Regions from separate parts of the Homo sapiens genome. Here region 2 is linked to region 1. Evidence: read pairs that join two places in POLR2A ChIA-PET (ENCODE). Cell type or tissue: Panc1. All regions are shown on one strand. Each heading gives the region's core, and the rest is flanking DNA. Links, peaks and the distances in the headings are about the cores only. Region 1 overlaps KSR1 (kinase suppressor of ras 1). Region 2 holds the start of LOC124903956 (a long non-coding RNA gene).

Evidence for each region. ChIA-PET counts read pairs that join two places held together with the same protein. Peaks named below come from ENCODE experiments on the same cell type or tissue, not always from the same donor. Only the 100,000 strongest peaks of a DNase experiment are listed, where the experiment ranks them.
Region 2: POLR2A ChIA-PET joins it to region 1 with 10 read pairs; 2 of 35 experiments call an interaction of 5 or more read pairs at or near these places.

The regions. Positions count from the first base shown.
Region 1 is chr17:27,568,262-27,571,164 of GRCh38, forward strand. The region is part of intron 2 of KSR1 (kinase suppressor of ras 1); the gene reads left to right. Among named protein-coding and RNA genes, the nearest start is that of LGALS9, 61 kb to the right of the region's middle. RefSeq lists an enhancer at 1,534-2,294. In Panc1, for the core only: CTCF peaks have their summits at 1,218 (motif pointing right) and 1,429; a DNase peak (open chromatin) is centred at 1,170.
Region 2 is chr17:27,239,245-27,242,147 of GRCh38, forward strand. LOC124903956 (a long non-coding RNA gene) reads right to left here and starts at 2,465. Exons shown (of 2, transcript XR_007065676.1): 1 at 2,369-2,465. In Panc1, for the core only: no CTCF peak of the experiment used is centred there; no DNase peak of the experiment used is centred there.

The DNA.
Region 1 (2,903 bases), core at 118-2,617:
TCACTTGCTGTGGCCTGGCTCATCTCCCATCTGAATGGACAGACCACCCCAAAGGACAGACCTCACGTGCTAAACACTGGGACATGTCCCTCTGGTGGACGGCATCTGTGATTTGGCTTCTGGCCCCACAAGGGACCCACCAGACTCCAAGGCTGGTGCCCGAGGCCTATTTGATAGTCTGGACGCCCTCTGGCACCAGGGCCCTCACTGGCTGAATTCCGAGCTCTTGCCCTGTGCATGTGGAGGAGGAGGGGACTCGTCTGACCATTCTCTTTTTCAATGGTGTGTCCGAGCAGGGGAGAATGGGGAGGGGGAGCAGTAAAGATGCCGGGGACATGGCCACACCCAGGAACCCCTGTTTAGTTCTGTCAGTGCCTTGACCCCCAGGAGAGCTGGGGTCCCCCATGGGGAGTTACATCTCTAGCCACACCTAGCACCCTGCACCCTCCTCATAGGATTACCGCATCCCAGTTTGCCGGCAACAGTCCCAGCTGAGGCCTGCTGTCAGGGCTCTGCCTTCCGTAGAGGAATAGTGTCCCTGTTGAGGGGCACGTCCTGTCCCTACCCTCCTCTGTAGCCCCATCCTCAGCCAGCTGCCATCCCTGAAAGGGCCTCTGATCCCAGGCCCTCAGCTTTAGCCCCTGCACATAGCCCTATTTTGTGCAGGGCGGGACTTTCTCATTTGCCAGTCCCCTAGAAGTCAAGTGTCACCCAAGGTTAACGCAGCTTTTTGGCTGTGGCTCACCCTCCCACGTTCCATCCTGACCCACTTTTCCTTTTGAATGTTCTTTAAACATTTAAAAAATTTAATGTATTCATTTTGACTCAAGTTCTAGTGTGGGATCTTGTGGATAATACTGTTTCTTTTTTTAAAAAGAATTAAAATTTTACAATCACGCATTTTGTAAAATGTTACAAAACATCCTGGGAGTAGGGAAACCCACTCTGTAGAAGCCTTCCCATCTCCTCTCTACATTTTGGGAGTAATTGGGGGACACACCAGTGCCCAAAGCTGGAGTAGCTGTGTGTGTTTCTCTAATGCAGGACACATCCGGCCATTTTCACACAGGAGCCTGGTTTTAGAAATGTGTGTTGATGATGCAGAGAAAGGTGACAAGATGTGGGTGTGCCCGCAAGCCTGTCCTGCTGACTGTGTGCTGGGGGTTAGGTGGGGAGGTGGGAAAGGAGGAGGAGCCAGGCCCAGGGCCACCAGCAGGTGGAGCCCAACAGCATTGCTATGTGTTTGGGGGTTGCCAAACTCTGGCCCTTGGGCCAAATCTAGCCCAGCACTATTTTTTGTAGAGCCTTGTGAACTAAGAATGGTTTTTACATTTTGAACTGGCGGGAGGAATTAAAAACAACAGAATATTTCGTGACCCGTAAAAGTTACATGAAATTTGTTTCAGTATCCATAGTTAAATTTTATGGGAGCACAGCCACACCCATTTGTGTACGTGTTGTCTGTGGCTCTGGTGGTGCCACAGCAGCAGAGTGGAGCAGTTTCGACAGAGACCATGTGGCCCACAAAGCTGAAGAGACTCTGTGTGGCTTTCAGAAAAAGTTTGCCTATTCTCACACTATGTATTATACCTCTGGATTTATAGAAGGAGGAATGGGGCCTTTCCACGCTGATAGGGAGAGCAAGGAGGCAGCCACAGGACAAGCTTTCCAGGAGGGTGGGCTGGCCTGGAGAGAAAGTGGTGGCTGTGGTGACAGCGGGTGCAGCTGGAAGCTAGATATCTGGTCCCAGGCAGAGTTGAAAAGTGCCAGCCTCCTCCAAAGGACTGGAGTGGAGGCTAAGTGGGATTAAAAGGGAACATGGAGAGACCTCCTTGGAGGAGCCTCCTGCAGCTGCTTTAAACCCCACTGCCAGAGCTCACCCTAGCTGGGCCCAGGGATAGAGCGGTGTGGGGTCTGGAAAGTCATATGTGACCTGTGATGCCAGTGGTGGCAAATAAACGCTGCCCTGGGAAAAAGGGCTCACTTCATAATGCAAGGCAGTGGACACAAGGGCTGGCTGGTGGTGGGTTGAGATGGCCTTGTTCTGTGTGGCCTTGAGCAAGTTACCCGCCCTCTCTCAGCCTTATCTCCCATCTCAGGCTGTTAGGAGGATTGCATGTGCTGACCTCTGTGGTTCATCTGACAGTGCCTGGCACGCAGGACATGTGTAATAAATGCTTATTGCCCTTTCTTGAACCCCTCTCATCTCTTTCTCCCCTTTGACCTCTATTCCTCCACACCCACCACTGTACCTTCTTTCTAAACAAGCTTTCAATCCCAGGCTTACCAATGCATACGTGAGAAGAAGCCAATCCTGAAGGTTCCAGTTCAAGCCCAGCTCCCTACTGTGAGCCCCTATTTGCTTTGTGGAGAGGGAGGCAGGGACCTGGGCACAGGAGAGGACGTCTCCTGGGACAGCTGTGAGTTTGGGCTGGGCTCGAGTTCAGTGGAAGGAATGTGGCCTCCTGAACACAGCCGTGCTGTGGCCACATCTGCCTTCTGGTCTGGACATCCCCAGACCTGTTCTGTCCTGGGCTGCCTTAGCCAGACTTTGGGCCCCAACGCCTGTCTGCCCTCATGGTCCGCACCTCCAGAAATTCTGATTTGGCCGGTCTGAAGTGGGGCCCAAGCATTGCGATTCATTTTTAAAGTCCCTGGAAAATTCCAGGGCACAACCCGGATTGAGAGCCGTTGATTTGTTCTAGGCAGAACCACTCATTTTATAAATGGGAAATCCGAAGCCCAAAGAGGGGCGGGGACTTGTCCGAGGTCAGGGGCATTGCGGGGACCCAGTCTGGCTCTTTGCTTCACTGTGTTGGCCTCTAGGGAATGGTGTTAAGAGGGGAGTTTGCCCTCAAGGAACCAACTGACTCTCCTGGGAGGGGGTTTTGTTTGCCTTGCTT
Region 2 (2,903 bases), core at 266-2,765, 330 kb before region 1:
TTCAAAGAGAAACTTTCTGCTTCCTTCTAAAGATGACTGCAGCCTAATTCTGGCTCTGACACTGTCTTGCTCAGATCCAGCCAAGCTCCTGGCTCCTCCAGGCCTTGCTTTTGGTGCCTGTAAGGCAGCTCTGGAGTAATGGGGGCAAGCCCCACCTGTGAGGAGTGGGGGAAGGCGTGAGTGTGATTTGTGATTGCTGATACTTGATGCCCACATACCTCACTCTCAACATGTGTTACTATCAGTGTAATTTAAGATATTTTTATAAAACCAAAAAAAAAAATCTAGTGTCTTACCTTGTTGGAAATCCCCTTTGGGAAAGTGCTAATACTAACTATTGAACATGTATCCATTGCATTTATAATTATCCTGATAATAACTGCCATTTATTTAGAAAAAGTATATAGAAAGCCATGGTGCAGTAACACCATTCTTCCCATTTTACAGACAGGGACACTGAGCCTTAGGGAGATGAAGCAATTCTGCCTAAATGCAGGCCGCTAGGCATGCATGAGCTCAGAGCTGGCACTCTTAAACCCTTCTGCGTGTCTCCATGCACAGTGAGTTCCTGCTCGGCCCACCCTCAGGGCTCTGCGGACAGGCCTGCCTCAGGACCTTTGCAGGTGCTGCTTTCTCCCTCTGGGATTCCTCTCCCCTCCCTCCCGCCCCCTGCCCTTCCTTCAGACTTCTGCCCCATGCCCGCTATTACTGAGCCTCTCCCTCCCATATGAACGGGTCCACCTCTTCGCCCTTTCCCTTTCTTGTTTGTCTTCCTCCCTTCCTCGTTTGATCATTCTCTGTCTGCTTCCCCCACTAGAATAAAGACCTGTGGGGTCTTTGTTTTGTGCATGGCTGTATCTTTAGGATCTAGGAGAAGGTGCTCCCTCACTATTAATTCAACAAACCAGTGAATGAATGAGTGGCCGCCAGGATTAGCGGGGCTGGTGGGCAGAGCAGAAGCAGTCTGGATGCCGAGATTTGAGGGAAAGCTCCCTCCAAGCCCTCAGGACTCACTGTAGGGTTAACTCACTGTAGGGTTAACAGGGCCCAGCTCTGGCAGAGCACAGTTCAACAGCCAGGAATGAGCTCAGCTCCCGTCCCCACTCCCCCCTTCATCAGAAGACTGAGCAGCTTTTTCCCTCTGCCAGGCTTCCAGCAATACCTCCCCTTGGGGTCTTTTCTGCTTATTCTCCCTTGGGAGGTACTGTGGGAGTCCAGGGATTGGGGTGGGGTGCAAGCGTGAGGGTCTCTGGGGAAGGGAGACTGTAAACACTTCCATTTTAGCACTGAAATCCCTGAAGTCTCTTCCCTCTGGCTGGTTGGTTCAGCCAGAATAAACTTTCTTTTGGGGTGAGCAGCTTGGCTGGCTTTTCAAGACTCAGTTCAGACATCTTTGCCGCCCGTCTTCCAGGTTAGTGCCCTCTTTGCTGTCCTCAGGATGGTCTCAGCCCTCTCTCTGCTTCTCACAGCAGCGTTGCCTCTGTCTGCTTCTCAGAGAACACTCACGGTCTGGGGTCGTGCCTTTCTTCCTCTGGGCCCCAGGCCCAGAATGGCAGGGGCTCAAATCAATGTTTGTTGAGTAAATGAAGTGGGATGGGGAGGCGACCGATGTTACCATCTGAGAGCCAGCACTGTGCATCATCAATGTTTGCATGCCTTCTCCAGCTACAAGTGCCAGGGTCAGCCGCGAATCCAGAGGGGACCACATTTTATGTAGGCCATAGGACTGACTCAAGACAAATAATGCTTTGCCCTGCAAAATCAGTGCTGTTGGGCCAGGAGTGGTGGCTCACACCTGTAATCCCAACACTTTTGGAGGACGAGATGGGTGGAACACCTGAGGTCAGGAGTCAGAGACCAGCCTGGCCAACATGGTGAAGCTCCATCTCTAACTATAAATACAAAAAAAAATTAGCTGGGCGTGGTGGTGTGTGCCTGTAATCCCAGCTACTAAGGGGGGCTGAGGCAGGAGAATTGCTTGAACCTGGGAGGCAGAGGTTGCAGTGAGCCAAGATCGCACCACTGCACTCCAGCCTGGGCAACGAGACCCCGTCTCAGAAAAAAAGGAAAAAAAAGAAAAGAAAAACCAGTGTTGCTGGTAGCAGGCTGCCCCACGGTTAGTCCCTATCCAGCTCAGAGAATGAAGACACCAGCATCAGGGGCATCTCCCTCACTCCTCCCTTCCCTCAAGCTCCAACAGCTTCTTGCATGCATCCTCCCACTGACTGCAGAGTGGAGGGTGGGGAGTGGGGGCAGTTCTCATTTACAGGGGGAAAGAAATCCTGGGTGGGGGTGAGAAAGGGGAAGAGCAGTAGGGGAAGCCCTGAGGGTTGGGTGAGCACCCCTGGAAGCCCAGAAACCTCATTACCTTCCATTCTGACTCATCTGTCTTCTAATTCTTTCTAGCTTCTTGGCAAGGACAGAGGACCCTGCTGAGAGGGCTTCAGGAATGGCCAAAGACTGAGACGGTGCAGCCTCAGCCACGCCCAGAAAGAACTTGGATAAGTCTGTCTTGCTGTTTTTCCAGTTTTTGTTTGCACCTCACAGGAAGAACTGGTCCGCCTTCATTCCTAGCCCCACCAAACTGACAGGTTAGACTGACTCAGGGACCATCCCCTTTGTCAGGCAGTTCCCTCACTTGCTGGACTGACCGTGGTTCTGCAGTGTGGTTGGGGCCCCTGCATAACACTTTAGCCAACAACTACATTAGAGAACTCTTTGTCTAGACTAAAGCCACATTTCCCAAAGTCGTCAGATTAAAGACATCACCTGGAAGTTCTGATTGGGTCGGTCTGGGGATGCCCTGAAATCGACTTCTGAAGCGCGCCAGATGATTTATAAAATAGCTCAGTAAAAACCAAGCTCAGCCGGGCACAGTGGCTCACGCCTGTAATCCCAGCACT